3 separate regions of the Homo sapiens genome follow, and regions 2 and 3 are each linked to region 1. A link is a contact called in ENCODE Hi-C or POLR2A ChIA-PET data. All regions are on one chromosome and are shown on one strand. Each heading gives the region's core, a stretch centred on a gene start or an enhancer-like site at or near the end of the contact. The rest is flanking DNA. Distances are from core to core; before and after follow the strand shown.

What was found. Hi-C counts contacts between places; a loop is a spot of excess contacts on that map. ChIA-PET counts read pairs that join two places held with the same protein, here RNA polymerase II (POLR2A). Pooled maps may share reads with other maps.
Region 2: a pooled map shows a loop between it and region 1 (5-fold over the local background). The contact joins the promoter of FCSK here to the promoter of CYB5B in region 1. A Hi-C loop is called at or near these places in 2 of 50 pooled maps. POLR2A ChIA-PET finds 5 or more read pairs at or near these places in 2 of 52 experiments (K562 and WTC11).
Region 3: a loop to region 1 is called in a pooled map, with 11 times the contacts of the local background. The contact joins the promoter of SLC7A6 here to the promoter of CYB5B in region 1. A Hi-C loop is called at or near these places in 5 of 50 pooled maps.

Annotation. Positions count from the first base shown.
Region 1 is chr16:69,423,239-69,425,938 of GRCh38, reverse strand. It overlaps CYB5B (cytochrome b5 type B), which reads right to left and starts at 1,320. Exons shown (of 5, transcript NM_030579.3): 1 at 1,082-1,320. The coding sequence starts at 1,255. RefSeq lists enhancers at 942-1,489, 1,490-2,037.
Region 2 is chr16:70,453,310-70,456,009 of GRCh38, reverse strand. FCSK (fucose kinase) reads right to left here and starts at 1,415. Exons shown (of 24, transcript NM_145059.3): 1 at 1,380-1,415. LOC124903708 (a long non-coding RNA gene) reads left to right here and starts at 1,474. Exons shown (of 2, transcript XR_007065104.1): 1 at 1,474-1,692; 2 at 2,543-2,700.
Region 3 is chr16:68,263,242-68,265,941 of GRCh38, reverse strand. SLC7A6 (solute carrier family 7 member 6) reads right to left here and starts at 1,416. Exons shown (of 11, transcript NM_003983.6): 1 at 1,366-1,416. LOC124903704 (a long non-coding RNA gene) reads left to right here and starts at 1,485. Exons shown (of 3, transcript XR_007065096.1): 1 at 1,485-1,574; 2 at 2,528-2,700. RefSeq lists an enhancer at 1-878 and a silencer at 1,251-1,530.

The DNA of each region.
Region 1 (2,700 bases), core at 71-2,570:
TTTAGGCCCCAAATTAATCGAAAAAATATTTCACTAGTATATTTGCTTCAGAGAAATAGAAGTGAACTTTCACAAGTCATTAATCTATTGCTCAAAATAAAATGATCACACACAAACCGAAAATCAAAGCTTCAAACATACACACACCGAAAATCAAAGCTTCAAACCAATCTTTAGCGGCTGCATATCACTAGTTGCCTGGGGTTGGGAGAGAATGACTGCAAAGGGAAAGGAAGCTTTTTAGAATGATGGAAATGGTTTATGTCTTAACATGGATGAATACATTTTTCAAAACTCATCAAAATGTACATTTTAGATAGGCACAATTTACGTATGTACATTACACCTCAATAAAGTTTTAAATATTTAGAAGTCTATCCTGTTTCCTTAAAAAAAAAATTAGTTGCACCATGGTCTCAAAAATAATTTTTAAAATGAGATGTAATGCAACAGACTTGAAGATTAAATAAAACAGTCTTGAATATTTAAGAAAAATGACAAAACATGAGTCAAAAACAAAAAAAAAGGGTTGATTTATGAGTTTCTGGCCTCAAGGTCAACTCAGATTAGGGGGAAAAAAAAACAGTGGAGGCATAATCAAGATGGGGAAGCGTGTGGAGAGAAATCTCAGCTTCTACTCTAGAAGACGAAAACCAAAACCGGTATTACTTCAGAAGGCACACTGGAAAAGCACAGATGTGGGTGCACTTCAGACCTAGGTTCAACGGATCTAAGCTGCTAACTCTATGGCCCTGAGAGTCCTCAACCTGTGAGCCTCAGTTTCCCTTTCTGTAAAATAAAGATAATGATGGCTTAGAGTTTAGCTGAGCACACAGCAAATGCTCGACACATAAGTAATACATGATATTACATAAGGCACCAGAACTCGGAGCTGACTGGAAATGCATGCAAACTAAAGCCCTCCCCCAATCCCACCCCAGTTTCCCTCTGAGGGTCGTGATCCCTTTCTTACGCCTTATCGCCCCCAGCCAAGCCTCCCTTCCTTCCCACATACACTCCACACAGCCTTTTCACCCCTCGCCCCAGCAGCTTCAGAGGCCTCCCACCTCCCAGGCCCCACCTCGTTGAGGAAGCGGGTGACATCGTAGACTCGCCCATGGATCACAAGCCACAGTTCCTTCAAGGAGTTGCGCTTTGCCACCTCCTCCAACCGGTAATAGGTGACTGAGGTCTCGACTTCCTGCCCTTTCCCATCGCTGCCGCTAGCTTCCGCAGTCGCCATTGAACCGGACATACTGCCTCTCCACCGCTAACTGAGATTCCGCGACTACTTTCCTTGAGAGCCCGCGCTCAGCCTTCCTCGGCTTCCGTAACCAGGGCCCATAAGGCCTTGAGACGGTTCCTAGCAACAGCCAATCACACTTCCGAATAGTTCCTGGTTCGTTTTCTTTTCACCAATGAAGGGAGTGGCTCAGTTCGAAATCCCGCCCACTCCTCGCCCGATCCTCCAGATGAAAGTCTGGTTCGAGGTCCAACTAACCAATTAGGGTCGTTCAGCCCCCTCCAACCTCGCCAATCAGATACCGCGATTTTTGGACTGGCGCCCAAAAGAGGCGTGCTGACAGGTGTCACTTCAGGAGAGGTACCACTTCTCTCAGCCTGTGGGCCTTTAGGGTCTCCAGTGTTCTGCTTCCCTTCCCATCGCTGTGGCTTTCTCCTGAGTCTCAGAAAGTTCCTATCCCCTACACTACCGGCGCAGCCTGTATCCCAACCCTGATTTTACATCTTTGCTGCCTCCAGGTCGTGATCTGGCCAATCCCGTCTCTCCTCAATTTCCCCATCAGTAAAATGGGCTTGATAAAGCACTCTCTTACAGAGGGGTTTGCCTTTTTTTTTTTTTTTTTTTTTTTTGAGACAAGTTCTCGCTCTGTCTCCTAGGCCAGAGTGCAGTGGCACGATCTCGGCTTACTGCAAACTCCGCCTCCCAGGTTCAAGCGATTCTCCTACCTCAGCCTCTCGACTAGCTGGAACTACAGGCATGCGCCACCACGCCCGGCTAATTTTTGTATTTTTAGTAGAGAGTAGGTTTCACCATGTTGGCCAGGCTGGTCTCGAACTCCTGACCTCAGGTGATCCGCCTGCGTAGGCCTCCCAAAGTGCTGGGATTACAGGCGTGAGCCACCGCGCCTGGCCCGGTTTGCCTATTTTAATGAGAGTGCCTGTAAAGCGCTTGGCGCATAGTAATCGCTAAACATGGCAGTCGATTAGAAAGGCAATTGCTGTCCCGGACAGCAATTGGGGGTAGAATGTGGAGTATCCTATGTTTCTACCATCATTCAGAATCCGATTTTCAAACGAATTCTGTGATGATCAGGATCAATCGGCACTATTTTAGTCTCTACGTGATCTAAAATAGAATTGAACTCAACTGCTCTCCGCTAGAGGTCCCAGCACTTTGGAATTCCAAGTTTGGTTAAGGTACAGTGTTGTGCGCCACTTTTTAACTGCCATTACAACTGACAGATTGCTCTTCCTATGATGTCGTCGTTTTCATCCTGTCACTCTCGCAGTCTACCATTCAGGGCTCTCCACAATCCATTCGCAACCTCTTTCACTAACGTATAATATTTTCCACCATTCCCTTTATAAGCCTGTTGCACCCGCCCCGACTCTGAAACCTGCTGGTTTAAAACCACATCCGTGGTCATCCCAGGTCCACCAAGTTAATTTTAGATCACT
Region 2 (2,700 bases), core at 166-2,665, 1.0 Mb before region 1:
GGCCTCCCTTTGTTGCCCAGGCTGACCTACAACTCCCGGACTCAAGTAATCCTCCCGCCTTGGCCTTCCTAAGTGTTGGGATTACAGGTGTAAGCCACCATGCCTGGCTTTTTTTTTTTTTGAGACAGTCTCCCTCTGTCGTCAGGCTGGAGTGCAATGGCGCGATCTCGGCTCACTGCAATCTCCGCCTCCCAGGTTAAAGTGATTCTCCTGCCTCAGCCTCCCAAGTAGCTGGGATTACAGACGTGCACCACCACGCCCAGCTAATTTTTGTATTATTAGTAGAGAGGGGGTTTTGCCATGTTGGCCACGCTGGTCTCAAACTCCTGACCATAGGTGATCTACCTGCTTCCGCCTCCCACAGTGCTGGGATTACAGGCGTGAGCCACCTCGCCCGGCCTTTTTTTTTTTTTTAATTAATAGTTTGCTGGAGTTACACAATCTCAAGAGGTCCTGAGAAAGTGTGCCCTAAGGCCCTAAGGTTCTTTTGTTGTTGTTGTTGTTGGTTTGTTTTGTTTTGTTTTTGAGACGTAGTCTCGCTCTGTCGCCCAGGGTGGAGTGCAGTGGCGTGATCTTGGCTCACTGCAACCTCCATCTCCTGAGTTCAAGCGATTCCCTCGCCTCAGCCTCCCAAGTAGCTGGGATTACAGGCATGAGCCTTGGCGCCCAGCCTCTACCCACTTTCAATACAGCCTCATCTGCTGAGATCAAGTTGAAATATTTTTTAGTGTCCTCAGCCCCACGCTGTCCAAGACTGGGATAGGGTTGGGGAGCCAGAGATAGAATAAAGTACTAAGAACTCTTCATATGAACCTTTTGAAGACAGGTGGGTCAGGGACTGCACATTTTAGAACTTTAAAGAGGAAAAAAAGGCTCACGGAGGACTCTGACTTGCTGCCTTCTAAATAACAGACCGAAAGAAGTTACTTGGGAGTAAAATCGTTTTGTAAATTACCCAAGAGCACATCATTGAGATTTGTGCATAATACTGAGCCCTGGCCGGGTAAACTGAGAGAGGAGAAGCGGCCTCAAAGTAAAATCAGAGCAGCGCCGGCATCCAGGGCCCCACCTGCCTCAGGGTGAGGATCCTCTGAGGCCCGCATCCCTCCCGGTCCCAGCTGCCAGCAGGTCCGGCCGCACCAGCCGGGTCGCGGGGCTCCCCTTGGAAGACCCAGGCCAAATGGACGCGGGAGCGTAGAAACACCTGTGGGCTCCCGGGGCACCGCAGAGCTCCCGGGGACTCTTCCCTGTCAGGACCCGGGCGGCCCGCGGGTCGACTCGGTGCTCCCAGTCAGGGAGGGTGCACCGGAAAGCTGAGGGGGCGCAAGGGGCGCAAGGGGCGCAAGGGGCGCTGCGGCGACCCTCGCGGACTGACGTACCTGCCGTCGCCCGGCGCTCGGCGGAGCGGGCTCTTTAACGCGAGGCTGCGCGACCCTCGCGGTGCACTCCGGGAAGTGTAGTTTCACCTCCGCGCCCCCCCAAGGCCGAGCCCCCGTCCGGCAAAAAACACGGTCGGAGCCACCGCATAGGCCAGCGTGGGTGGCCGGGGCAGCGCTTTCCTGAAGGGCAGCGGGGCTGCAATCCAGAAGGGAGATGGGAAGGGGGCCGCTCCAGGACCCACGAAACTACAACTCCCAGAGGACCGAAGCGCCTTAAAGACAGAGGCCCGTTTTCTGGGACTCCGGGATCCAGGTTAATAGGTTAATGTGTAGCTTTTTTGTTTGTTTTCTCGTTTGGGTTTTTTTTTTTTTTTTTTTTTAACACCTTCTGGACGGCACCAGGAGCTTCCGCTTTCCTCTGGAGAAAAATCCACTGATGGAGGAAAAAAAAAAATCACGCTTTGCCCAAGCGGAAGCAGCTGCCATTCGATTTGCAGTTGGAAAGGTTTGCGCTGGTTTCATCACGTGGATCCTTTGGGAAGAAACTTTCCAACTCCGTAATGGGGAGGGGATCTGCGGACCTTTTGGGAAAGTTGTGAATGGCAGCATTGATTGTCATAGATGACAATTGGAAATACTCTGAGTGTCTCTCTCTAGGTTACTATGTGAAAGGAAAATAAATCTCAGGACCCCAAAGTCACTAAGTCAAAGGGAAAAGTCAAGCTGAGAACTGCATCAGGGAAACCTACCTCCCATTTTATTCTTAAACAAGATAACTACAAAGATAAAAAAGCTAGATATGGCCTGGCCCTCACAACTTGCCCACTAGGAAATTCCTTGTGTGCCCCCAAATCTGTACCCTAAAACAGTTGTGTGGAATTTCAGTGACAATGTAAATTTATAGCTTATCTTCACAGGTGCTGGGCTTTGACAGCACTGAAAGTCATCTCTCAGCTCACCTGAGACAAATGCATATCTCATTGCTTCCTCTGCCCTATGTTTATTTTTTCTTATGTAAAAATGCATATTCACTGAGCTAGATGAATGCATAAGTGACTAGTCCTCTATCCCCCTCTAACATGTGAAAGGCTTATCAAAGACTCAGAAGAATGCAGCCATTTGCCTCTTACCTACCCATGCCTTTTAAAAATTTCCTCTTTCAGGCCAGGCACGGTGGCTCGCACCTGTAGTCCCAGCCCTTTGGTGAGGCCGAGGCGGGTGGATCATGAGGTCGGGAGTTGAAGACCAGCCTGGCCAATATGGTGAAACCCCGTCTACTAAAAATACAAAAATTAGCTGAGCGTGGTGGCGCGCACCTGTA
Region 3 (2,700 bases), core at 167-2,666, 1.2 Mb after region 1:
ATTACAGCAGGAAGCACAAAGGTCAGGAAATTTCTTCTACTAAGAAGTTCCAGGGAGATGGGGATCATAAAACCGGTATATGCAATAAAAATACATCCACGGCCAAATAGGGAAGGAGGACAAGGAGAGGAAGAGAGGAGAAAATCAGGCTGGTGGTTTTCCACACACTTGCCAGGAAAATAAACTCCAGTGTAACGACTTGAATAACGATCTGAGATCAAAGTTGGGAAGCAAAAGCCGTCTGCGCAGCACACATGGGACCTGAGTAATGCAGGCAGCCTGGGCAGGTCCCCAAAAGGCCTCACCGCCACCAAAAAGAGGTGGAACTGATATAAGGAAGTACTCACAGCCTTTCAAGTCTGCTCCTCCCAGATCTGAAATCTGGGAGCAGTTCTGAGAGACAAGCCCCGGATGGCTGGGCACTGAACAGCCGCCCTGCGAGATGAGCTGCCCTGGCTTTTTCCCCTATCAAGGGCAGAGACTGAATTCTTTTTAACTGTGTCACCAAGCCCAGGGCATACAAGAGGTACTCAAAAACGTGTTCGCCGACACCCTGATTCCTATTTATACTGACCATTACACAACATGTTTGCTTAGAGCCCAGCAAAGAATTTTCAGAATGTTTCACGTCTATCTCCCCACATTCAGGAGAGATAGTCACACAAGATGACAGGCTATAGGGACGCTCAAAAGAGCCATAATCACCAGGGGCACGCGGGTTCCCCAGCGCCAGCAGCCCAACGCTCCAGGCTCCAGCACGCCACAAAACCTTGCGGCATTCTCTAAAGTAAAAGGACTGATTTTAAAATGATAATCGTCATTCTTGCGACAGCCCCAGGAAGCCTGGCTCCTGAGGTCCTGAGCCCGCGTCTTTCTTTGCCCCACCGCGGCCGCCACACAGCACAGGTTCTCCGTCCTGCAGTCGGAGGCGCAGTCACAGCCCCACTCAGGGTCACCGTCGCACAGTCTCACGCTCGCGGCGCGGCCCGCGCACTCAGCGTCCCGGTCACCCTCGCACCTGGGGTTTCCCTCTCCACACACACCCCCGGTCTCCCTCACACTCGCCGCGTCGCCAGCACACCCCAAGACTGGCTCCCTCGCGGTCACCATCAGCCTCCGGGGCTCGCACCCATACAGCGTTTCTCCCACACTCGGCCCTCACGCTCGAGGTCCCTCTCTCCTCGTGGCGCCCCCCCTCACCCGCAGCGCCTCTCGCGCGGCCCCGATCGGCCAGCCCCGCGCTGTTTCTGGGCCGCATCCCGCTCCCGACGGCGGCAGCGAAGACCCACAGGGTTCGGCTCCCACAGAACGCGGCCCAGCCCCGGCCCCGCTCCCGGCGCGCCCGCCCATGGCCCAGCCCGTTACCTCCCAGTGGCCCGGCGCCGCCAGGATGCTCGGTCGCGCCGCCGCCGCCGCGGCAGCTCAGGCCCCGCCCCGCCACGTCACCCGCCGCCGGATCGCGACAGCGCGCGCCGCGTCGGGACACAGTTCCGTGCGGGGCCAGCTGGCGGCGGCGCTTCCGGGCCCCCGTGGCCGCCACGGCCTGGCCGGTACGGGGTCCGCCGGCCCAGAACGTGAGCGTGGACGCCAGACAGCCCCCAGCTGCCTCGTCAGGGCTCGAGCAGCCCGTGAACTGGGCCCGGCCACGCTCGCCGCCCTGGAGTTAGATGGGGCCTCCGAGGGCGTCCACAGCGGACATTCCCGCGGGGAGCTCTCATCGGCCCCCGCACCCCGTTCCTATCTCGCACTTGACCTGGGCCCGACGCCCAGGGCGCCCCCTACAGCTCACACAGGGATCCAAACGGCCTCCGCCGCCGGGCCACTGCCACTCGCAGTCTAGGAACCCCAGGAAGACACACACTCTGGGGACTTGTCCAAACACACGCACAGCTCAGACTCGTAGCCCTTGAGGCCCCCGCACCCACAAAGAAACTGCAGGCTCCCTTTGCCAACCCCAGGCCTCCCTGGGGCTCTGTCCTCATCTTCCCAAGAGGGCTGCCACCCCTCTTGGGGGAGCTGCACCTCCTGCCCCCCCTCTTGGGGGAGCTGCACCTCCTGCCCCCTTCCCCTCCCTCTGTTTGCTCCTCCATCTTTCTCTCGAGTTCCTTTTCCTCTGGTGGCTCTGGGGCTCTCTGTCTAGAGCCTCCTGACCTCATGGGCGCCTGAGCCCTCCTCCGAAATTTCCTGTCCACACCTCAAGCACTGACTTTCTCCAGGGCCCTGGAATCTTTTCCCCCAGCCTTATGACCACAAGTACACGTCCTCTGGTTCCAGACCATACCCAAGACCCTGCTCCCTGCCACCCAGTGACAGGGACCCAGCCAGAGATGGGTAGCACCTCAGACCCTTCCTCCCCACTCCTCCCACGGCCTATACCTCGTTTTCTTCTCCCCAGCCACAACGGCTTCTCAATCCCTATCCTGCTCCCCTTACCCCATCTCCACAGAGTAGGGGATGCTCCTAGAATACAGATTGCGATGACTTTGTATCTCCCCTGCCTAAAACCCTTCCATTCTCCTCTCTGCAGGCCTGGGATGACAATACTTGAGGAATCCTCGCTGGTGCTGCCCTCCTGCCCTCTGCTTGGAACCCCTCCCCTAAGTGTCAGTGAGTGGACGTATATATTTGGATCAATCGAGTTGCACCCTTTGCCTCCCAGATCAGTTCCTCCGGCCTCCCTGGCTGAGCAGAAGGACAGCT